6 separate regions of the Homo sapiens genome follow, and regions 1, 2, 3, 4 and 6 are each linked to region 5. A link is a loop called in an ENCODE intact Hi-C map of the cell type or tissue named here. Cell type or tissue: heart right ventricle. All regions are shown on one strand. Region 1 has its middle 29 kb from the start of GHSR. Region 2 overlaps FNDC3B (fibronectin type III domain containing 3B). Region 3 overlaps PLD1 (phospholipase D1). Region 4 has its middle 14 kb from the start of TMEM212. Region 5 overlaps PLD1 (phospholipase D1). Region 6 overlaps FNDC3B (fibronectin type III domain containing 3B).

Region 1 (4,000 bases), 830 kb before region 5:
CTACAGCTGAGGACATTGGGGATCAGTCTCAAATCCATCTCCCTGAGTGACTAAAATTAGGGGTTTATATAGCAGGGAAGAAATGTAACTATGTGTGAGAAAGCAGGAACTGGAAAGGGGTAAGAAAGCAATCATAATGAATGAGGGGCCTGGAGTCTCATTGTCCTGATGCCATGATGTGGTGAGTCTCAGTTCTTTGATACTGTTTGAGAGGCCTGGGGGTCCTTTCCCGAGGAAGGAACTCAGATAAAACAAAGGTAAGTTTCACACTGTAAGATCAGAAAAGTCTATTTCTACGTTTATCCAAAGAAAAAAAAAACCCAAAAACTGTTCATGGGACTATTGGGTTGGATTCATTAATTTTATGTGGGTTCATAGGGCTGGTTCTCTGTAGTATCTTTTTTTACACCTTACACATACATTATAATTTTGCAGTTTAAATCTTACCTGAATAGTGTTGGTAAGCATGCCAAACCAGGGATTTGGGGGGGTAATGCACTACTCTTTGGTCCAACCAACATTTTTAAAAACTTTATTGGATCTTATAAATTGCACATGAAAGGTATGTTTTTTATTATGAGTGAAATGTAGAAATGTATGAAGAAAAATGTTAAAAATCTGTAATCCCCCCACTCCCTTCCCATCATGAAGGATCCAATATTAAAACTCTGTGTCCTGGCTGGGTGCAGTGGCTCATGTCTGTAATCCCAGCACTTTGGGAGGCTGAGGCAGGTGGATCACTTGAGGTCAGGAGTCCAAGACCAGCCTGGCCAACATGGTGAAACCCCATCTCTTTCAAAAATAGAAAAATTAGACAGGCATGGTGGCAATGCACCTGTAATCCCAGCTACTTGGGTAGCGGAGGCAGGAGAATCACTTGAACCCAGGAGGCAGAGGTTGCAGTACAATCTCCAGTGAGACTCCATCTAAAAAAAAACCAAAAAACCAAAAAACTCTGTGTCCTTTCATATGTTTCTCCCTGTTCCCAATATTCTAGCTTAATTAATTTTTTGTTTTACAAATGGAAATATATATACATACATATATAGGTATATGCATATGCAGTTGTGTATAAAACTCAGCAACTCATTCCTTTAATAGTACATAGACTCCTTTCCAGATCAAAGTATACAGATTTAATTGGTTCTTTTAAAATACTGCATAATAACTCATTGAATGAATAGATTATAATTTATTCCAAGATTTGATTGTTCCCAATTATTTGTCACTACAAATAATGCTACAATAAACATTTTTGTCATTGATCTCAACATTCTGGATTCCAAATTGGGATTTCTGGGCCAATTTAACATTTTAGATGTTAAAAATACCTGTCTGGCCTGGCTGAGACAGCACATATCTGTAATCCAAGCATTTTGGGAGGCTGAGGCAGGTGGATCACTTGAGGCCAGGAGTTTGAGACCAGCGTGGGCAACACAGGGAAACCCCATCTCTACAAAAAAATGAAAATAAATAAATAACTCCCTGATTACTTCCTTAATCTTTTGTAGCACATTACACACCTAGCAACAGAAAATGAGAATGCTCTGGTCCCCACATCATCACCAGAGTGAAATATTACTATTTGTGTTCCTGTTTGCCAGCCTGATGAGTGAAAACAGTATCTAATTTTTGTGTTAACCACCAACATTCTTTACCTGCTGCTTCCATTCTGGTCAGCAAAGGTGGTGCAGGTACAGTGGCTTCCTAAGCACACTGCTTCTCAGTACCTCCTGGTGAGCATTTAAAAATGCTGATGCTCAGTCTTCCTCAGAGACCTACTGAATTGGAATCTTCCTGTGTTTGTTTACGTTTTAATTTCCACAAGTGATTCTGATACAGCTAACTTGGCACCTGTTCACTGACAGGCAACTGAAAATCACGAATAGAACCTATGTAGACTTGAAAAACCTACATTTCAAACCCTGTGGTGTGCGAATTAAGTATTTAAGAAAACAAGATACCCAAGTGATCATTCTGATTAAATGTTCAAAAATTCAATTCACCTGCAACATTTTAATTCTATGAATTGTTTTAACAAGGGATGATGCCTGCATGTTACTTCCTCTGCTTCAGAAACTAAAGCCTAAGATACGGGAAGCAGCTGTGGACTGGCTATTTTTGAAGGACAGTTTTCTGGACAACTGTGGATTCCTTCTTGTAGAACATGAATACTGATCTTTTTGACAATGAAATAAGGTCAAGAGAGTCTTGGCCTCTCATCGCTGGACTCTGTCCCATCCAACCTCCTCACTTGAAGCATAGAGAAAAAACTGCTACTCCAATTTTTATCAGAATGGACCTAGACAGGGCGAGGGATTTCTAAAGACAATGGCCCTTGAGGAGAGGTCAGCTCAGCTGTTTGAGAGGCGTGAATAGCAAGGCAGGGACATTCTCTCCTCTCTCCTTGAAACCAGACAGGGGGCAGCCACCTTGTTACCACACACTATGAGCTGCCACCAGGTGGCGAGTTTCCCTTATTTTCCTCAAAGCCCAAAGTACTTGAGAGAGAATAAAATGACTTCAAATTCTGGTTAAAATGAAAGTGAAGAGGAGTAGTTTATATCTGGACCATAAGTAATCAGGGATGCAGACGAGATAATCAGAGCATTGTACCGACATGTCCTGATTGAGATCTTGCCACCAATGGCTTCTGGTAGTTATGTCATATCCTCTCTGTGTCTCCGTGCCTTATTTATTCAAATGGGGATAATAACAAAACCCAACTTGTAGCGGTTATTAGGAAATGATTAATATGAGTGACGTGCTGAGATACGGCCTGGCAAGTTCTAAGCATTCAATATGCTTAAAAAAAAAAAAAAAGAGGGAGGCGGAGCTTGCAGTGAGCCGAGATCGCGCCACTGCACTCCAGCCTGGGTGACAGAGCAAGACTCCGTCTCAAAAAAAAAAAAAAAAAAGGAAAGAAAAGAAAAGAAGACGAAGAAAACCTCTGGTACAGAGGTTTTACAGCCTCATTTTAATTGCTTTCATGCTGATTTTGATTTCAGATTTCTCTTTATTCTTAAAATCTCCCAGAAAGTCATATTGACGTCAAAATTGGAAATGACCTAGTTAAAATAGATAAGTATAAAACAGGGCTCAAGTACGTCCTGTTTTGAGAAAAATCAATGTATAAAACCCTCAAGTTTAATAAAACAGATAAATTTAAGAGATTACAAAAGAGCATTTTAGAAAGAAATGAATAGCAGTCTTTCTTTAAAAGTAAGCTTCCTTTCTGCATTAAGAATTTGGTTCAACTTGTGAAACTCACTTGCTCCTAACTGCCCTGTGAAGTGAGATGAACGCATCCTTAGGATACATTGGGAAGATGAGCATTCTGCTTCTGCAACGCCTGCTTCCCCTTTTTGCACACGTTCCCTTCCCTACAAACTTGCCACACTGCCTGCCTGCCTGCAACCCATCCCCTTTTGTCTCCCAATCCTCTCCCTCCTGGAGGGGCACAGGCAATGGATGAAGATCAGGAGGATATACAACACAGTCCATGGTACAGGCTGAAGGGTGGAGAGGAGTCCTCCTCTTTCCCCCAAGCTCCAGGAAGCTCATCACATGAGTGGAAAGTTGGAGAGTGACCTGGGCGCGGTGCTGTTTACACTTGGGCAGACTTCTGGTTGGGGGCAACTTTAACTCCAGGGAGTTAATAATAATCATGTGGGCAGGGCATGGTGGCTTACCCCTGTAATCCCAGCACTTTGGGAGGCGGAGGCGGGTGGATAACCTGAGGTCAGCAGTTCGAGACCAGCCTGGCTAACATGGTGAAAACCCATCTTTCCTAAAAATAGGATGTGGTGGCGAATGCCTGTAATCCCAGCTACTTGGGAGGCTGAGGCAGGAGAATCGCTTGAACCTGGGAGGCAGAGGCTTCAGTGAGCTGAGATCGTGCCATTGCACTCTAGCCTGGGCAACAAGAGCAAAACTCTGTTTAAAAAAAAAAAATCATGTGGAAGAGGAGGAGGAGCCGTCTATTGAACTCTTTCTCTGC
Region 2 (4,000 bases), 690 kb before region 5:
GTAAAAACATCAGGACCCACACAGGACAATGCAGCAGAGGTGGTTGCAAACAAAGACGAGAAAGAATTCCATGTGATCTTATAAACCATTCTTTGGTTTAAATTCTAAATGGAGCACAAAATTTTTTTCCCATGAATAAAGTTGAAAACTTTCTGAAAAAGACTGGCTGTTCTTGAAATACTCCCTAGAAATGTGTCCCCTGAAGTGCGGGGGATAAACCATGTGTGTGGCACCATCAGGAAGAGGAAGGTGAGGGACAGTGTTGCGGGTGTGGATGGGGGGAATGACACACATAAAAAACCTGGGTCAACATACTTCAAGAAGAATATGGACATCCTCAACAGACAAAAACGTATATGGTCTTTAGAAGAAAGCTTTGAAACTTAACTACAAAGCATAAGTCTTCATCTCCAATTGTCCAAATTGTCAATGTCAATGTGAAGGTTAGTTCACTCACCCCACTCTAAGTGGACTTCTTTGTGCTTTGGTCTACCCAAAACCCTCGGTGGTCGACATTGACCTGGTGCAATGCTTAGTGTGCGAACAGGGAGACTTTCAGAACACTGCAGGAGAAACACCAGAGAGAACCATCTCTTAGTTACTGTGAATTTATCAGACCTCTACATATCAGGCAAATTCCACCCCATAACTGCAAATGTTACCGAAAAGGGGTTACACACTAAATGTGTGCACATTATGGTATGCTTTTAATGTAATTAAGATCTTCATATAAATTTATGTGTGTGTGTTTTAAGGGTGGCTATAGACTTCATATGGCACTGGGAAAAACAAGAATGATTATTTTTGAAGTTAGATTAGCAGACATGAGTACTGTATATCCTAAGCACACAATTCTTTTCCTTCAAATCAAAATTAGAAAGACCCTTCATGAGGACAGAAGAGAACACAAAACGACAGCTGGATGAAATTTTAAAATGGTACCATAAATGGCCAACCACTCACATACAGAGCAGAAAAGCAAATAAACTCAATATTAATCAATTGATTCTGACATCAACCAGCAGGTACTGTTAATGCTAAAATAAGCAGTCCTTTATTTTGCAGGATCTGGTTGCGTAAGGCTAGTGGTATGGAAGCTGACCTACTTCCTGAGACGGGAGAAAATCAGGTAGAGCTATACAGCTCAGCCACATTCAGTTTTCTTCCTGAGAAGTGGCACAGAGGAAATGAACTCTATGCATTTGAGCAGTTCAGCCTCAGTGCCACCTTGTGTAGTGCCTCACACATAGGAAGGACCACTGATAATCTCAGCTTTGATTTGGATTTACTCCACCTGGGAGGCATTCCAGACAGCTTCGGCACTGTATAAAGATGGTCCAGCTGGACCTTCTCCTCACAGGCAGTGTCTACATGGGCAGTCTAGATGCCCTAGTACCATCCTTGGGGGCAAAAGAAAGTAAACACAAAAACTGATGTTGCAAGTGGGTTGACTAGAAAAGTTAGGCCTTCAAATGGCAGGTATTCTCTTGAAAAGTCAACCCAGCACAGGGCTGTAAGCCACCATCTCTCCTTCTCTTTCATTTTAAATGTTTAGTGGTTTCAAATCATAATGTTAAATATCTCTACAGTGAAAGTATCTTTTGGCATCTCGTTTCTCATTCACTTTTCTGAGTGTAAGTTAAAACCATTTAGATAACAATTATTTCTAGAGTACTCCATGTATATTTATTAGGTTGTTTTGCGCCTATGAGAGTACTATGTGGTTGAAACTAAGGCTCCTGACATGTTAACAGGTTAGTCTAAAGTCATATAAATAGTAGAAACAAAAGAATGGATGCTGCCTACAGATGTGTACGTTGGGTACCACACAACTTCAGGAGGTGCCACTCAGCTCAGTCATCATGGATTTATATTGTTTTTGCAACAACTTTCCAGCAGATGGCAGTAAAGTACCTTGAGGAAGGTATGTCTCAAATTCTTAAAATTGATAGATGTGGTAACAGCAGTGCTGTGCAGGTCTTATCTTTTTACTCTAAAATCTATAGTTTTTTAATCATTGCAATAACCGAGGTCTCCTTTATTTAGTCAATGCAAATTCCAGACAATTTTCAACTGTCACAGGTGATTATGTCAAAGCCTTCTGAGAAATGAGTGAGTGACAAATGTACCCGAAAATACCACAATTCAGTAGGGAATCATTTAGGCCTATCTTATACCTCTAAACAGCAATTCAGAAAGCTCTATTTTTCATTTCCTGACATGATACTATTAGGTTGCATTACCAAGATACATTGTTTAAACTGCAATTTGCTTCTGATGTTATAGACAGTTTGTCCGAATTTGATCAATGAGGTTTACTTTCATATGGAAACAAAACCAACCTGGCTGTGTCCGCCGGTACTGATGCAGCATGCTCGGAGTTTGTACAAAGTGCCTGGTTTCAAGTGGGTGAAGGTGTATTCGGTAGCCGACCCACTGTAGGCCACTTCCCACTGATTCGCTGTAAAACAAGACTTATGCATGACTTTATGCCTCTTGTAAAAATGTAGCATATCAGCCATTGCTGACAAGAAAAAGCTCTATGTTTTCATGAAAACCAACATCTTCTTTTTCTTTTTAAATAGCCAGAAAGCTCTTCCTTTTTCTTTTACAAAGTTAAATACCAAAATAACATTGAGTCATTTTTAATACTTAGTGTTGCTGGCTAGACTACCTATTATCACCACAATTACATTTGCTATGAGGTTTGGATGTGGGAAACCATAATGAAACGTGCCGCTGGCATGGAGGGAGTGGTAGGAGACACAGAACAGGGGTGGGCAAGCTATCAAATGCTCCTGGTGTGAGGAGGCCTCAGGGGCAGCCAGGCACGGGGCTACTTCTTGGCCACGAGGCTTCTGGCAAGTCTGGGGTGGTACGCAAGAATTTCTCCCTGTTCTTATCTGCCTAGAGGTCAAAGGAAGTGAAATCCTCTTTTAAAAACTGGGTCTTTTGACTGCCTTCATGGAGCTCCACTTAAAAGACAAAAATTACAGGCGGTGGCTCACGCCTGTAATCCCAGCACTTTAGGAGGCCGAGGTGGGTGGATCACCTGAGGTCAGGAGTTTGAGACCAGTCTGGCCAACCTGGCGAAACCTTGTCTCTACTAAAAATACAAAAATTAGCTGGGCATGGTGGTGGGCACCTGTAATCACAGCTACTTGGGAGGCTGAGGCAAGAGAATCACTTGAACCCAGGAGGCAGAGGTTGCAGTGAGCCGAGATTGCGCCGTTGCACACCAGCCTGGGCGACAGAGTGAAACTCTCTCAAAAAAAAAAAAAAAAAAAGACAAAAATGCCTACGGGGGTGACAAATTAAAGACCAAATGTGGCATGACCCAAGTGATCTGACCGCTTTGTGGAACTGAAGAGAGAAACGGTCACCAGGAGTCTGGGTGCCCCCCAAGGCTGATGCCGTCAGAAGCAAGGGCACCCAGGGCTGCCTCAGCCGCCTGCCTGACTCACAATTCCAGGCCACTGGGAGGCTCTTCACTCCTCTGTTTTATTCCCACTCACGCTGTGTTTCCAGTTGACCACTTTACAAAAGCCTTTTACTACATGAAGTTGTTTTAGGGGAAATGCTTTTTCTATTCCCTGGTATTTTAACTAGAGTAACTTCCACAAATTCCCCCAGCGGCTTATTAGTTTAGATTCACAACAGAGTCGCATGCACTAAGGCCATATGAAGAAAGGCAATAGCAAAGGCAATTATCCTGATATTACAGGTCAAAAAAACCTGTACTGAAAAGGTGACTGGGAGCAAGGATTACTGAAAAGATTCAATCACTCACTCAGCCATGCAGTCACAAAGTTGTTAACTGGAAGTCCAGAAGGGCCCCTACTTTTGATTTGTCATCAGTAGCTAAAGGGAGCCATGAGAATTCAAAACATACTTAAATATTCACAACGAGCCACTGGCATATACATGACTTCTAACCTAGTTGGGTTTTTCTAATGAAGAAAAGCTAAACCAGGTTTTTTGTTTGTTTGTTTGTTTTTTG
Region 3 (4,000 bases), 120 kb before region 5:
TGTGTTGGATTTGCAGTCCAGAGGTCTTGTTAGTAAATATCAGCCCTGCCCCCGCCCCCTTTTTTTTTTTTTTTTTTTTTTTGAGATAGGGTTTTGCTCTGTCACCAAGGCTGGAGTGCAGTTGAATGATCATGGCTCACTGTAGTCTCAACCTCTTGGGCTCAAGCGATCCTCCCACCTCAACCTCCTGAATAGCTGGGATTACAGGTGCATGCCACCGCACCCAGCTAATTTTTTTTTTTATACTTTTTTATAGAGACCAGGTTTTGCCATGTTGCCCAGGCTGGTCTCCAACCCCAGGGCTCAAGCGATTTGCCTGCCTTGTCCTCCCAAAGTGCTGGGATTACAGGCGTGAGCCACCTTGCCTAGCCTAGTTCCTTTCTTATAATTGCTTTCTTTGTGTCGTCGCACTAGACCTTCTAGGTATAAATATGATTTTATACACAGTTGATTTTATTTTTTGAAACGTTAAGTAGTGGAGTGTTGGGCCCCAGTTGGGGTTGTCCTCCCTCACCCCACTGGTGCGTGCTTGTCTGATGCACGGTTTTTCTTCAGGCCTACTCCTTGGAGTTTCAGTGAACCAGAATATCATTTTAATTTTTCTCTTTGAAAAGTCTGGCACTTTTCTGGAATGCCTCAAAATACTGGCATAAGAATTGATTCAGGCAGAATGTACAGGTGGATTAAGCCCAATTGAATTTTGTCTTCAGTTTTGCTGTTTTTATTCTCAAGTGATTCTTCAGAATACGAGATTACCCGAGGATTAAAGAACAGCTGTAAAAATGGAGTGTGACTTGTAAAACATAAAAGTATAGTTAATAGTAATTAAGAAATTAAGTCAATATAATTAAGCACAGAGAAAGACATTGTCTTCCTTAATCTCGTTAATTTAAAGATCTAAAGAGCAATTCTGCCTTTATTAATTTGCCACCAAAGCAATCTGGCATGAAATTGTTCTATAGGAGTAGTTCAATTTGGTGTTTTAAAGTTTGCAACACTTTATGAAATATAGTTTCTCTTGCTTTCATGTTACTTTAAGGATGCTTTAGTTCAGGGTAATGTACTAGTGTTTTAAATATGCTAATATGCTTCTGTTATTGCCATTTTATTCTCCTTTTTTCCCCACTGCGAAATACAGTGTATTAGAAAGGGTCTGTTCTTTCATGTTCTTCTCTGCTTAAAAAAAATTGAGGGGGAAGGGAGACAGAAATAGGTACTTAAAAAAGATCTCTGAGGTGATATGCTAAACTTTAAGGATCCCTTTCCCCATCAGTGCTAAGTTGAAGTTACAATGTTATGGCTGCATGCCATTTCGGGATTACAAAGTGGACTGTATTTTATACCCCCTAAGGCACAATTGTACAGCTGTGTTATTGCCCCTGCCTCTGTAGATATTTTCTTTAACAGTAAGTTTATTACATCATTTTAGCTTTCCCAAAAGTGCAAAGATTGCTATGACTTTGCTATGTTTTATATACATGCCATATATATGCTATTACTACGCATATATGCTATTGTGCAATTATTAATTATTAAATGATATTAAATTTTAAGGAACGACTTGTCCACCTGATTGTAGCTGCCTGATGATTTTAGAGAGAAATATTAAGACATTTTAGTCGTTGATTACTTGTTTGTGCTTGATGGGTACAGATAAAGGTCTTTAAAAGCTTACATGAAACTCATTTGTATCTTGTGGATCTCAGTTTCTGTGTTCCCAAGTGCTTCATAGCTTTTCATCTAGAGATGGTAACAAAGCAAAGACCACAGATTCGAAACAAAAATAATGTGGCAAAGGATTAGATAAGAGGGAAACTCCCTAAAAACCAGATTTTAGGGTTTTCCCAGAGAATATACACGTTAAAATGTTTCCTCCAAACGTGGGAGAAAAAAAAGGACTGTACAGTAGAGAGTTCAAAATCTGTAAATTTGGGGTAAAGTGTCTAAGCAAACCTTAGATTATTCCTGATTCTAGGTTTGGAACACACATTGCATTCTTGCTCTCATTCTGCTGGACTGGCTTAATTTTGTTATATCTGGGTCTTTTGGCTAATAAGAGATGAGCATTTGTCTCATAACATACCATCTAATTTTAAGTTGAGTTTTGTGCTAATTAATTTTTATCCAACATGCTTTCTTGTTGATAGTCAAAGTGACTTAGATGTCTCACACATCTCAGATGGTTTATGGACCTCGCTGTGACCCAGAAGGGCGTGATGCCAATTTTCTTATAAAATGAATCTGAGTTTCAAAGCTGGAGAGAAATTCTTAGGCAAACTTTTTTAACTTGAATTGGCTACGCCCCAAACGTTGAGGAAGTTGCATGGCAGTAGAAGATCAGGACTCTGAGGAAAGAATTGAAGAACTAGGAGTAGTAGTGGTATTAGAGATGAATTTTCTGACCGTCGAACCTTGGTAGATTTTCACCTGATGGACCAGTTCCGTTCTTCACAGCCCAGATCACTCCTTGTTCCTGTGTGATCACACATAGTCTTGATCTTTGCAGCGTACGGTTTGGGAGGTGCAGGCTTTTCATCTGCAGTTTATAGCCTTGTCAGCTTCATGTATTGACTAAAATGAACTGTGCCACATCTGCCTTTTCCATGCCTAACCTCCTGGTTCTTGCCCCCCTCAAGAACCAGGTGCTTGTGTGCACATAGGTCTTATGGTTACGTACCAGAAAATGTGGGAGATTGTGATGCCATCCACCCTGGAAATTCACTATTTTAGTAATGTCAGTAAATACTTAACTTCCCAGAGGGATTGCAAAAGTTGAGGATAGAGTATACTCCTGGAGCTGATCTGACCACAGAGCTCCCCAGTTGCCTGTTTCATTCTGAAGAACCCAATTTAAGTTTGACCCAGCATTTCTGGGGTAGTAGTACTACCCCAGTTAGTAGTAATAGTCATAGCAGAAGTGGTAGAATAGTGGTAATAATAATAATAATAATAATAATAATGAACACATAAAAGTCATTTCCTAAGTGCAGTCACTGTTCTAAGCCCCAGCCCCCCTCTCTTTTTTTTTGAGGCAGAGTCTCACTCTGTTGCCCAGGCTGGAGTGCAGTGGCACGATCACTGCTCACTGCAACCTCAAACTCTTGGTCTTAAGTCAGCCTCCCACCTTGGCTTCCCAAAATGCTGGGATTACAGGCATGAGCCATGTAAACAAAATGCTGGGATTATAGGCATGAGCCTTGTAAACATGCCCGGCCTGTTCTAAGCCTTTTCCTTAATCCTCACAACAACCTTAAGTTGTTGATTTTCTTTATTATCTCCATTTTACAGTTGAGGAAACTATTCAAGAAAGTTAGATTGACCTAAGTCAGAGCAACTAGTAGGCAGCTATGACAGTGTTGTGCATCAGAAGGTGCTGTGGAGGGGGAAGAACTGAAAATAGAATCCAATATTAGAAAAATATAAGAAAAAAATACAACCTAATACATTTTGGATTGTATTATGTCCAATATAACCCAGTACTTATTATTGAGAAACAACCATGTAGATACTGACATCTGTGCTGCTCTTCATTTAGAAGATGCTCTGTTGACTTACTGTCAACCAGCAAGGCAAGCCATTGGTGTCCTTTCTCTACTTGGGTTGGTAAGCTTGTGCTCCACTTTCTCACCTACTCTGCTCGTGACCAGTGGCAAGAACCTGGTGACCAATGGCAGGATATAGAGGTTGCCCATGGCCCGTAAATGAGACCAGTAGTGGCCAGGCCGTATGGAGAATAGCCCACTGCATTGAATACTGTCTTTTAAACACTTAAGCTACTTTTGGGATTTTAGAGACTTTTTAAGGCTAAAATAATAAAGCCACTAAAGCTAGGAACTTGGACTTTTCTGATTGTTTAGTTTTAATTTGGCCAGTAGGAGTGTCCTCTTTATTTCTGCCCAGTATGACTTCCTGCTAGTAATCAAAGCTCTGGTTATTTGGCAGTCTTGAAGGTTTCCTTAAGTTTAGTGGATAACCAAGATTATGAGACATATATTTTTTT
Region 4 (4,000 bases), 180 kb before region 5:
CAGACGCAATATTCACCAATCAAGAAATATAGTAATGAGGGCAGACCATATGATTACAAGGTGCTTCTAAAAAGCATATTAAAATCTAGCATTATTAAAGTACTATAAATGCTTGCTTATGACCAATGAAGCCACAAACACTGTGAAGAGTTCATTTTATGTATTAATAATAATAAAAATTCTCAGAAAAACTTTTTAAGTTTTTCTTGTTAATTCTGGGCTAGAGAAGACAATCTTTTCTTTTTCTTTTTCTTTCTTTTTTTTTTTTTTTGAGACAGAGTCTCGCGCTGTTGCCCTGGAGTGCCGTGGCGCGATCTTGGCTCACTGCAACCTCTGCCTCCCAGGTTCGAGTAATTCTCCTGTCTCAGCCTCCTGAGTAGCTGGGACTACAGGCATATGCCAACACGCCTGGCTAAATTTTTTTTTTTTTTGTATTTTTAGTAGAGAGGGGGTTTTCACCATGTTGGCCAGGATGGTCTTGATCTCCTGACCTCGTGATCTGCCCACCTCGGCCTCCCAAAGTGCTGGGATTACAGGTGTGAGCCACTGCGCCCGGCCCTTTTTTTTTTTTTTTAATTAAAGACATTTCAAAGAGCACATACACATTGATCAAATCTGAGAAGCATTTACAACATAGATTTAATGCCATTTTGAAAAATCGACATATAATTATTGTACATTTTTATGGGAAACATAGTGGTGTTTCAAAATGTAAAATCTATTGTGATCATATCAGGTTAATTTGCGTAATCATCATCTCAAACATCATTTCTTTATATTGGGAACATTCAATATCTTCTTTCTAACTATTTAAAAATATATAATCTATTATTGTTAACCAGAGTTATTCTGTAGTGGTATAGAACACTGGAACTTATTCCTCCTCTCTAGCTATAATACTGCATCCTTTAATAAGCCTCTCCCTATTCCCTCCCCCATCCCCCATCCTTCCCAGCCTCTAGTATCCTCTGTTCTACTTTCTACTTCTATGAGATCAACTTTTTTTAGCTTCCACATATGAGTGAGAACATGTGGTGAGGAATAATTTCTATAGTTGGTTTTTGAAAAACATAATTATTTCAGTTAGGAAAACCTTATGCTCTGTTTTCTTAGAAGAAAGATTTGTATAATTTTTGGTGCAAATTTAGTGAATAAAAGCCTTTATTTTTAACATATGAGTGTAACTCTGGAATGAAAAATCAGTAGACTCTTTCTAACCTAAACATGGTGTTTGTCAACAGTAGACACTCTGAAAGCACAGAGGAGGTATTACTTTTACCAGCTTTTCCTCATGAGGAAAGATACGGGAGTGTGCCCTTTGAAGGATGTACACCAGTTTTCTCTTCTAACTGTTTTTCAAAATAGTTTAAAACACACGAGAACCCTGGTGCTCTAGGCCACACTATTTTCCTTTACTTCACCCTGGCTGCAGGACCGCGGGACTCTGTCCCAGCTCGAATGTTCCAGGAGATGTCTCCCTCAGGAGCCTGCTCTTCGGGCAGCACAGGCTCCCACACTCATTTCCTCCAGCTGCCTCCAGGTGGCCCTGGGCCCCATGCCTTCTGCAGCTGCTGCAGTGATTCCTGCTGTTGCTTGTCCTTGGCAGATGGTCACAGTATGGTCTATCCCATTATCTTTGGACCCAGCTACTGGCCTTGACTTTCCTTCTGTGGGAGGATTTTTCTTCCCCAGTGGACTCTCAGCTTCATGCAAATACAGCTGACTGTAGAACCTCCTTAGTCTTGTCTGAATTTGCAATAGTTTAGCCTGACCTGGGGGCCCTCAGTTATGTAAAGATTGGGACTATCACTATCAATCAGTCATCTACTACATTGTGCTTAGCACTATTTGACACTGCAGAAAGAAAGAAGAAAGGAAGAAAGGAAGGAAGGAAGGAAGGGAGGAAGGGAGGGAGGGAGGAAGGGAGGGACTAGAAATGAAAATCCTAAAAGGCATATGTTTCCTGACTGTAAGAAATTTATTGTCTATTTGATTATAATCACTCATAGCTAATACTCTGCAAATTTTATAATGAGATGACTAAACCAGAGAGCATATCTAGAGGTCATCTTAAAAACATTTGGTAAGCAGTCAATCAATAGCAATCAGTCCAACCAGCAAGCTCCTGATAGATATCATTGCAAAAAACATTTTCTCCTTCCAGGATCAAATCCAAGTTCATGGTTTTAGCAAATGAAAGTAGAAAACCTCTTCTATCCATCAATCTCAAATCCAATTTTGGCCTAGACTTCAGAACAAAACTTAGCTCTAACCATTTTTTTAAAGTCCTTATGCAATATTTTTTCACAAATACTCTCACAGAGGAGGAAATTACAAGGTAGGGAAATTGCATAAGCTATCTACTCATTAGCAGATCTAAGTACTGGGTCCAGAGTTATGTATGAACTCCAAAATCACCATCAGCCGTAGCATTGCCCCTGTGGCACTGGGGAATGTGTCCAAAATTCTCTGGGATGAGGCAGCACCCTCCTCCTGCCTCCCCATCCTACAAACCCAATGTGGTTGGGCCAATAAGGGCACATACACACAAGCGATAAAGCTTGTCATCTAGTCAGAGAATGGGGAGATATCACTTCTCTGTTCCGGGTATGACAGTCTTATTAATACTGCCTATCATCACAGCAGCGTTGCTGTCATGCTCTTAGATACCACTGAGCTTGCAGTGAGCTGAAGCTCTCAGGTCTTTTATTGCATGAAGTCTCGTTAAACCAGCCATCTCCCCAATCCCATCTATGTGAAGTTGATTTGTCAAACTTTACACTATTATTGCTTAAATTCTTGGTAATTTTAACCCACTCTCCAATTCATGTTAAATCATTGTGAATCTTGATTTTGATATTTTCCCTTAGTTTTCATCTGCAAATTTAATAAGCACAACTTTAAAATTTCCATCTACGTTATTATATGAAGGTGCACAGAGTCCTGTGGCAATTTACTGGAGACATAGCTCCACGTTAATATTCGCACATTATAATAAGCACTTTTTGGATATGCTTATTCAACCAATTTAGCTTTCACATAATAAAATAATAAGAAATCCCATGTGTAACTATTCTGATTTACCAGCTCAGTAGGTCTATCCAAATATCATATTAGGTTTGTTTATGATAACTCATTCCTAGAGAATTCTCGCTGGCTCATTGTGATTCTTCCTCATCTTAGAAAAATAATAACATTCATGAATAGTTTTCTGTTTATAAAAGTAATAAGTGTCTATTTGTAGAAATGTTTTGAAAACAAATGCATAAAGAAGAAAAGCCACACAGAATCTCACCTCCTATGACTGTAGGCATTTTGGTTCATTTCTTTTCAGCTTGTTTTTTATGTTCACTCCTCCCTACTCCATCCCTACCGTCGTGCCTTACACACATCTTATGAAATCCCCTCCGCTGTTCACTCCGCGCCTGCCCTTCCCCCAGCTTAAACATTGAGAAAATATGAATACAACAAAACCAGAAAAAATGGTGAGAAGACTCGGAACTTTAAGGTCAAAAACTGTAAGTCTAAAACAGAAATGTTTGCATACATATTTGTAAGAGTGACTATTCTTGAAACCAGGTCAGAGGAAGTCAAGGAAGTCTGAGGTATAGACTTAGAGTTATCACGGCCAGGAGCAGATCAAGATAAAGAGAACACAGCCTCAGCCAGTGCAACTACCACCTGTCATCTGCACCAGGGAGCCACGCGGTTGCCCAGGTAGTCTTGCTGATGTCCAGTGGAAGCCACCAGCCAATACTGGCCAGTAAATTGTCTTGCGTTATAACCTTCTGTGGCCAAGGCTTTGCCCTACTTTATACAGCCCTTTCTTCAATAGCCCCAAATAATATCATGGAAGAGATAACTCAACTTTAGTACAAAGCCTTACCTGCATTAAATGAATTTAAGACCCAAGTAAAATCACTGCCATCTCCCCTCCAACGTATGTATTTTGGGGAGTCTCTAAGTTTCTGTCAATCTGAGGGTCTACCAAAGTAGCTGC
Region 5 (4,000 bases):
AAAAAATTAGAAGCAATTTAAATGCCTATCAGTAAAGAACTGGTTTAAATATTAAAGTATAGATGCATGGTAGAATATTACCTCCCTGTTCTTAAAAAGTAACTATGTTCTGGCCAGGTGCGGTGGCTCACGCCTGTAATACCAGCACTTTGGGAGGCCGAGGCGGGTGGATCACGAGGTCAGGATATCGAGACCATCCTGGCTAACACGGTGAAACCCCGTCTCTGCTAAAAATACAAAAAATTAGCCGGGCGTGGTGGCAGACGATTGTAGCGCCAGCTACTCGGGAAGCTGAGGCAGGAGAATGGCATGAACCTGGGAGGTGGAGCTTGCAGTGAGCCGAGATCGCACCACGGCACTCCAGCCTAGGCGACAGAGCGAGACTGGGTCTCAAAAAAAAAAAAAAAGTAACTATGTTCTTATGTGGAAGGATTTCCAAGATACCCTGTTAAATGATAAAAATCATGTTCAGAAAAGTGTTTATAGTATTCTAATATTTGTGTAGAAGGAAAAAATACATATATTCTTATAAATTCTTACACTATTTCTAAAAGAACATGGAGGAAACTGTTAACAGGAGTTGCCCTCAGGATGAAGGAGTGAGAGAGATTTTTTTTCACTGTATAATCATCTACCTCTTACATTTTGTACTATGAGCATATGTTACTCATTTGAAAGTAACCTGTTTGGTAGTTCCTCAAAATGCTAAACATAGAATGACCACATGACCCAGCAGTTCCATTCCTGAATATAAACCCCAAAGAACTGAAAACAGGGACTCACAGATACTGTATGCTAGTATTATAGCAGTATTATTCACAATAGCCAAAAGGTGGAAACAACATAAGTGTCCATTAACAGATGAATGTGATATGTACATACCATGGAATATTATTCAGTCTTAAAAAGGAGGGAATTCTGACGCATGCTACAACATGGGTGAACCTTGAAGATGTTATGCTAAGCGAAACAAGTCAGACATAAAGGACAAGTATTGTATGATTCTAATTATATGCAAAATCCAGAACCAGCAGATTCATAGAGACAAGCAGATTAGAGGTTTCCAAGGGGTGCAGGCAGGGAAAAACAGGGTAGTTATGACTGGATAGTCACCGAGTTTCTGTCTGGGATGTTGAAAAGGTTTGGGAATAGATCATTATGATAGTTGTACAACATTGTATATGTAATTGATGCCACTGAACTGTACACTTAAAAATGGGGGCTGGGCGCGGTGGCTCACTCCTGTAAGCCCAGCACTTTGGGAGGCCGAGGCGGATCACCTGAGGTCAGGAGTTCGAGACCAGCCTGACCAACATGGAGAAACCCCGTCTCTACTAAAAGTACAAAATTACCTGGGCGTGGTGGTGCACACCTGTAATCCCAGCTACTCAAGAGGCTGAGGCAGGAGAATTGCTTGAACCTGGGAGGCGGAGGTTGCAGTGAGCCGAGATCGCACCATTGCACTCCAGCCTGGGCAACAAGAGCGAAACTCTATCTCAAAATAAAAAAAAAAGGGTAAAATGGCAAATTTTATATTACATGTATTTTACCACAATAAAATGTAATTTAATTTAAAGACATAAAATATAATTTTATTTAAAGAAAAAAATGTATGTAATATATTATATACACTTTACAAACAAAATGTAATTTAATTTAAAGGAAAAAATTCCTGTTCAGCTTAACCTCTTCTCTACCAGAAACTTCCCCAGAAACATTTTTCCAACCTGATCCCATCCTCCTAAAGCAAATAATACCGAGTGCATAGCATGTGCAAGGGTCTTTGATTGGGTACTACCAAAACCAGAAAGATATGTGGGCAGGCATCCTGTGTTTCAAAGGAGCTTATCACATAGCCTAGAGAGCAGATGTGTGTATCACTATCGTGTAAAGCAGAAAGAGTGCAGAACAGACATCCTGGCCATGTGCTATGAGTGCCGAGGCAAGAATAAAACAACTCTGACTGGAAGAGCCAAGTGGCTTGGCAGAGGAAATAGCCAATAAGGTGACCTAGAAGAAGTGGGATTCACTGGAGGCCCAGAAGGCTGATGAGCCAAGCTTTATTAGTAGGAAGGTGTACCTCTGAACAAAGGGTGGTAGTCTCCTGTCACTGGGCTGTGGTGATGGGAGGATTATACTGTAAGGCAGTATAATCCTGAATTCTGAAAAGGCAGTTGAGGCCAAATGACATCCATTTTTAACTGTCCAGTTTAATTTTTTGACTTTTAAATGTTGGCTGTGGGGAAATAGCTTAATAGCTTAGGTTTTCTTTTCTTTTTTTTTTTTTTTGTCTGTTCTTTTTCGCTATCCTGCTCACCATTTAGGGATGTGAGCCTTTTATTCTTACCAAGCAGCAAACTTGAACAGTTTACATTTTTTAATGTCTTCTTTCCAACTCAAACTATGTTTGCCATCTAGTGAATAATCCATGCCATTACAACAACCTACTCAAGATCCTTGTTTCTTAGCATGGCAGCCAAACTCACAGGCCTCCAAATTTCATTGTTGGTAGTCATTTCTGCCCTGAACTTCTCTTTCCACTTGCCCTGACATCGACTTTAGAGACATCAGTAATAAAATCTGATCCCCCAAAGAGTACTGATAATATTCACATGAAAGAAAAATTTAGTTGTTTAGAAGAAAATGCACTTTAGAAATGAGAAGTTTAAGTAGGATCGGACTTGAAAATTAACCAATGACAACACCTTTGTGTGAATATAGTCCTCCCGGATATCCCAGCGAGATTCATTGATCACAGTGTATGTCACATTCCTTTCGAGGCTTTTTCTTCTCCCTGTATATCCTATAAATAGAGACAAGAACGTTAATAGCTTTTGATTCTGAATAAATGGTACCTATTTGGAGCATACTTCAAATTTCTGATTTTCTGAATGCCCGTCAAAGAGAGAAAGCTACACTTTCTTCTTCTATTGTTATATCATTGAGTAGAATTCATTTTCTTTCAAAGGTTGTCATTAATCACTTGAGAGAATGGGACATGAAATATTGTGTTGTATGTGCAGGGGACTTAAATATACATACTGGCCACTCAGAATTCTTTTTTTTTTTTTTTTTTTTTTTGAGATGGAGTCTCGCTCTGTCACCCAGGCTGGAGTGCAGTAGCGCGATCTCTGCTGACTGCAAGCTCCGCCACCCGGGTTCACGCCATTCTCCTGCCTCAGCCTCCCGAGTAGCTGGGACTACAGGCGCCCGCCACCACGCCCGGCTAATTTTTTGTATATTTAGTAGAGACGGGGTTTCACCGTGTTAGCCAGGATGGTCTCAATTTCTTGACCTCGTGGTCCACCTGCCACGGACTCCCAAAGTGCTGGGATTACAGACATGAGCCACCACGCCCGGCCGGCCACTCAGAATTCTTAAAGGGCCTAGGGTAACATTTTACAGCTGAAAACTCAGAGTTTCTAAGTAGATAATGATGACTTCTGTTTTGGAAAATGTAATGGGTCCAGTGTGTCTTTTTGCCCCTGCGATCTAGGCTATGAGAACTGATTTACTCAACAATTATTAACTGAATGTCTACTATTTCCACGGCTCTAGCTAGGTACTGTGTTAACTATTAAGTTCTTTTTCCAAAACTTTGTTATAGCCTCCCCTACCCGCCTCTTTCCATGGGATCCAAGCAAGGATTTCTTACACTGCATTTTGTCCTACAAGCGATTATGCTGTAGAGAGACAATGGGTACAATTTCTACTTTACTGCCAAGTTTAGCTTGTTATTCAGGCTATGAAGCGATAGCCTGGATGACAGCTTCTGTCTTCCAGTCCAACAGCACACCCTCCCAAGTCCTGAAATGTGACAGAACGTGTTGTAGGAAGCCATTCACTCAATCTCAAAAACCATGTGAACTGCTTGGCTGTCATCTAAAATTGATACTACCTTTTATTTTTTGGGTGAATTTCTCTGCATCTGACCTTTGCAGGGAAAACCAGAAATACCGGGTATATGTCGTGATACCACTTCTGCCAGGGTTCGAAGGAG
Region 6 (4,000 bases), 710 kb before region 5:
ATCTAATTAAGAAAAACATGAAAGAAGAGAATAATCATCAGAAAATGTCTTAAGTACGAAATAATAGCAAACAACGAAAATCCCTTTTGGTGGGGAAAAGATGGGCTCCGAGTAAAGTTATTCATAGAAGGCTTCCTGGAGGAGGAGTCGGAACTGGCCTCCCACCAAGCTCCTGCTCCTGAAAGCTCCTTTGACACCAATGCCACCATTCCAGCTCCAGGCACTGAGACTTGCTCTTCTCATACCCTGCTCTGGAGGCAAAAAAACCTTGAAGGATAAGGTTTCTACAGATAAGATCTCTACCTATAATCTGGTCACAACCCATCTTTGAGTTCATTTCTTCCCTACCGAACATTAACAACAGATTTTCTGATTATTTATTTACTATGTGTCAGGCCCCATACTAGGTACCTGACCTCTTATCAAAATACCCAACAACTCTGTTAAGTAGTGAAAATTATTATCCCCTTTTTAATGGTCAGGAAACTGAGGCACAGAGAGCTTAAATAACTTCCCAAAGTTTGCAGAGACAATAAATGAAGGATAGGATTGAAGTCAAGGCTGTCTGACTCGTCTGCTACCACTGAACTACCCAGAACTTGTCTCCTAGTAAAGCCCATCTCACCTTGTTATGACAAAATGATTTATGATTCACTTCTGGGCAGCCTAACATAGTGCTTACCATATAGTAAGGGCTCAATACATGTTATTTTTAAGCCTTTTTTACTTAGCAAAAGGAGTACAAATGAGCAAAACAAACAAATCTACTTTAAGTTTTGGTTGCCTGCCAGCTCAGTCTGAGTCAGGCATATAATAAGGTTGTTTAAAAAAAAGTAATCTCAGGCAACCTCACTAACTGCTCAGTATGGAGAACAAGGAAGGCAATAGTCCTGGTCTGCTCTGAGCCAGCCAACCAGACCATTCCTGGAGGTCTGGGCACTGCACATCAGCGAGGCCACCAAAAACCTGAAAACATTTAAAGAAGAGGTTGGAGGCAGTTATAGAAAACCTGTGCTAATGAAGACAGTGTAAATGATGGTGGGATGGGTAAATAAGAGACAGCTGACATTATAACGTAATGATGTTTAGGCCCCCTCTGGGGCCAATTGCGGCCTACAGGTGTAGGGCTCAAACACCTGTATTTTGAAAAGGTTCTCCAGGCAACTCTTACATACACTGACATTTAAGAATCACTGCTCTAGGGCCAAGGTTTTCAAGTTTCATAAGCATCAAAATCTCCTGAAAGGCTAATTAAAGCACCAAGTGCTAGGCCCCCCCCCTAGATTTTCTAATTAAGTAGGTTTGGGGTGGAGCCTGATAATTTGCATTTTATCGAGTTCCCAGGTGATGCTAATGCTGTTGGTCCAGGGACCACACTTTGAGAATCACTGCTATTGAGGAAGTTCTAAGGTCAGCAGTTGATTTTAGATATAGAGAGGTTTATCCACAAATAGAATGGACTGCCTGGTGAGTGGAAGCTAGAACCACTGCCCCTGTCACTGAAGATGCTCAAGCCAAGGACTGGGAAGGGGTGATACCAGGTGATCCGATTACCCTCTTATCTTGCCAAATCTGTGACTACTTGGCTGGAAGCACACAGAGCAAAGTTAGGTTTTCATTTTTAATAATACTGTTTTCCTTCAAATTAAAGGACAAATTCAATTTCTAACTCAATTATAAACTTAAAGGAATGCCTTTAAAAGTAGTATTGTAATTCTAGTGAAATTTCTACAGAGTGTGTCAGCAAGCCAATGGGTAGTTTGCTATAATAGCACCCATGGAGAAATGACCGATCCATTGAAGAAGCTTTTTTGCATTAGTACATTTACTAGAGAGGTGTACAACCCTGTCCTGGCAACACAGAGAAAGAATAAGCTTGGTATGAGAACAATATGTAACTGCTGAAGGCTTAAAAAAAAAAAAAAAAGAAAATCAAACAAAAGAAACAAGTCTTTTATCCAAGCTCCATGGTCTGCTTAAAATGTTTCATTCCACATGTTTTTATCTAGAACATCATGATCTGTTCATTTATATTTTAACCAATTTATAGGACAGAAAAAAGGTGAAATAAAAGTTGATTGGGCCAAAATTATACCTTTGGTTCCCTGAAATACTCATTTTGTATTTCACTATAATTACTGCAATTATGTTTTTGAAACATAAAACAACAAGACTGTGGGTTGACCAGAGTTCTATTAATACTATACAGTATACCCAATTGTGTACTATAGAAACTAAAATTCCTAAAGCTATAAACCAGTTGGTCTTAAGTATGAATTATTATTATTATTATTTTTTTTTATTGTTTATATTTCTTTATTGAAAAAATACTCATTTACTGATACGGGCATACCAATATCTTAGTTATAAACATTAGCAAGCAAAAATATTAATTGAACTTGGTCCCTAATATTTAGTTTATGATTTCATGATATAAAATATAAAATGTACTATTATTAAATGATAAATACTGACTCATAAAATGTAATTCAGATTTAGTGAACAATGGATTAAAATTGGAAACAATTTAAATATGATAATTCATATTTGAAATTTTTTTCTATTTGTATATAAACAGAAATGGGTATGTAAAACTGTCCTACATGTTAACCAGAAATAAACTACTATAGAATGATATTGAACATACTTTGAATTTTTAAGGTTTTGATTGATTTTCCTTCATTTGGTAGCCTATTCATTATTTTGAAAAATCAGCCTCTACTTCAAGATGTAAAAGAAAAAGCAAGTATGAATTATTTTTACCTCAAGTATGTAATGTCCAGTTTATAATTTATTGATTGGCCAGCAAAGACTATCTAAAGTTTTTTTTTTTTCCCCAAGATCAAACATTTGCCTTTTCTAAAGCTATTCAATTTCCATCTGTCTAAAATGGTATCTTCAAAGCTATCTTATAAGGAAAAGGTGGCATTCTCCCAATGTGAGTTTCTTTTCACATTCAGCTCAATATACTAGCCTTGGCATATTAACACTGAATTAAATTATTTATGCTGCATTCATAAAATACTTTTTAAATAGGGTCTTGAGGTTTTACTATCCAAATCTAAGCTCACCTTTCCATAGTTCCTACACTACTAAACCATTTCATCTTCTCCATAACAGAACTATCCTCTGAGGTGCTTTCTGGTACGTGGAAGATGTTTTTGATAATTTCAACGGTTACCTGGCATTTAATTAGTAAACAATGATTCTCAACATGTGTTCCCTCAGTTGAACCCCTGAGCTCCAGATATTTTTTTAGAAGTCATTAAACAACTATAGGTTGTTTAATAAAAGTCAACGTATCTCCAATGCCATCCTTTTAGAAATCTTAAAAGTTTTACCATCATTTAAGCCACTGTTAAGGTCGGCACAATTTCTGGAAGAAGCCAAATTCTTGGGCTAACATATTGCCAAAGCCCTTTTATAATTTCTGACTTCAATGTTCAGAGGACTGACTTGAGGATTTGAGTCCACTCTGGGGTAGAGACGGTGCAGGTTAGAGTGGACACAAAACCGTCCAGTGAGTCCCTGAACCAGTGTGGCTTTTTCACAGGTCTTCTGGCCTGAGGGATCAAGGTGAGACAATACTCTGGACATCTGGGCTCTTAGAAACAGCTGGGAGATGACATCCACTTGGTCATTTTCCCCGAGAGGTTTACTTAGATCCCCAAGTGCTGATGTGCTGATGCAGATTTCTACTCCCTTGCACTCACCGGTAGGTGGTTTCTGGAAGGAGATCTTTCATAACATGCATGGTGGTGTTGCCCACGGTAATGCTAGTGTCTCCTAGATCAATGGTGTAAGCAAGGATTTCAGATCCGTTATTGCACGGCTCTTCCCAGTTCAGTACAAGGCACGCAGAAGGTGAATCAGGGTAGGCATCAAGGGGCTCCTCCTCCAGGACACAGAGAGTGGAGACGGGGTCAGGGGCAGACGCTGGCGTCTGGCAAAGGACAAGTTCACTGTACGGCCCTGCCCCTGCTTGATTGAAGGCCTACAA

The links. Peaks named below come from ENCODE experiments on the same cell type or tissue, not always from the same donor. Only the 100,000 strongest peaks of a DNase experiment are listed, where the experiment ranks them.
Region 1: a loop joins it to region 5, with 3 times the contacts of the local background. A loop is called at or near these places in 23 of 110 quality-filtered maps.
Region 2: a loop joins it to region 5, with 3.0 times the contacts of the local background. A loop is called at or near these places in 54 of 110 quality-filtered maps.
Region 3: it touches region 5 in a loop (9-fold over the local background); 85 of 110 quality-filtered maps call a loop at or near these places.
Region 4: it touches region 5 in a loop (2.3-fold over the local background); 50 of 110 quality-filtered maps call a loop at or near these places.
Region 6: a loop joins it to region 5, with 2.5 times the contacts of the local background. A loop is called at or near these places in 48 of 110 quality-filtered maps.

What each region holds. Positions count from the first base shown.
Region 1 is chr3:172,475,947-172,479,946 of GRCh38, reverse strand. No RefSeq gene overlaps it. Among named protein-coding and RNA genes, the nearest start is that of GHSR, 29 kb to the right of the region's middle. In heart right ventricle, CTCF peaks have their summits at 2,248 and 2,457; a DNase peak (open chromatin) is centred at 2,456; H3K4me3 peaks cover 1,240 bases; H3K27ac peaks cover 1,423 bases.
Region 2 is chr3:172,339,574-172,343,573 of GRCh38, reverse strand. FNDC3B (fibronectin type III domain containing 3B) reads right to left here. Exons shown (of 26, transcript NM_022763.4): 17 at 2,343-2,461; 18 at 458-563. Among named protein-coding and RNA genes, the nearest start is that of GHSR, 110 kb to the left of the region's middle. In heart right ventricle, CTCF peaks have their summits at 1,694 and 1,894 (motif pointing right); no DNase peak of the experiment used is centred here; H3K27ac peaks cover 417 bases.
Region 3 is chr3:171,766,971-171,770,970 of GRCh38, reverse strand. All of the region lies in intron 1 of PLD1 (phospholipase D1), which reads left to right. Among named protein-coding and RNA genes, the nearest start is that of PLD1, 42 kb to the left of the region's middle. In heart right ventricle, no CTCF peak of the experiment used is centred here; no DNase peak of the experiment used is centred here; H3K4me3 peaks cover 3,009 bases; H3K27ac peaks cover 2,762 bases.
Region 4 is chr3:171,827,661-171,831,660 of GRCh38, reverse strand. No RefSeq gene overlaps it. Among named protein-coding and RNA genes, the nearest start is that of TMEM212, 14 kb to the left of the region's middle. In heart right ventricle, a CTCF peak has its summit at 1,531 (motif pointing right); a DNase peak (open chromatin) is centred at 1,540; H3K27ac peaks cover 2,718 bases.
Region 5 is chr3:171,644,965-171,648,964 of GRCh38, reverse strand. PLD1 (phospholipase D1) reads left to right here. Exons shown (of 27, transcript NM_002662.5): 22 at 3,942-4,000. Among named protein-coding and RNA genes, the nearest start is that of PLD1, 160 kb to the left of the region's middle. In heart right ventricle, a CTCF peak has its summit at 2,427; no DNase peak of the experiment used is centred here; H3K27ac peaks cover 2,261 bases.
Region 6 is chr3:172,352,797-172,356,796 of GRCh38, reverse strand. It overlaps FNDC3B (fibronectin type III domain containing 3B), which reads right to left. Exons shown (of 26, transcript NM_022763.4): 22 at 3,714-3,994. Among named protein-coding and RNA genes, the nearest start is that of GHSR, 94 kb to the left of the region's middle. In heart right ventricle, no CTCF peak of the experiment used is centred here; no DNase peak of the experiment used is centred here; H3K27ac peaks cover 779 bases.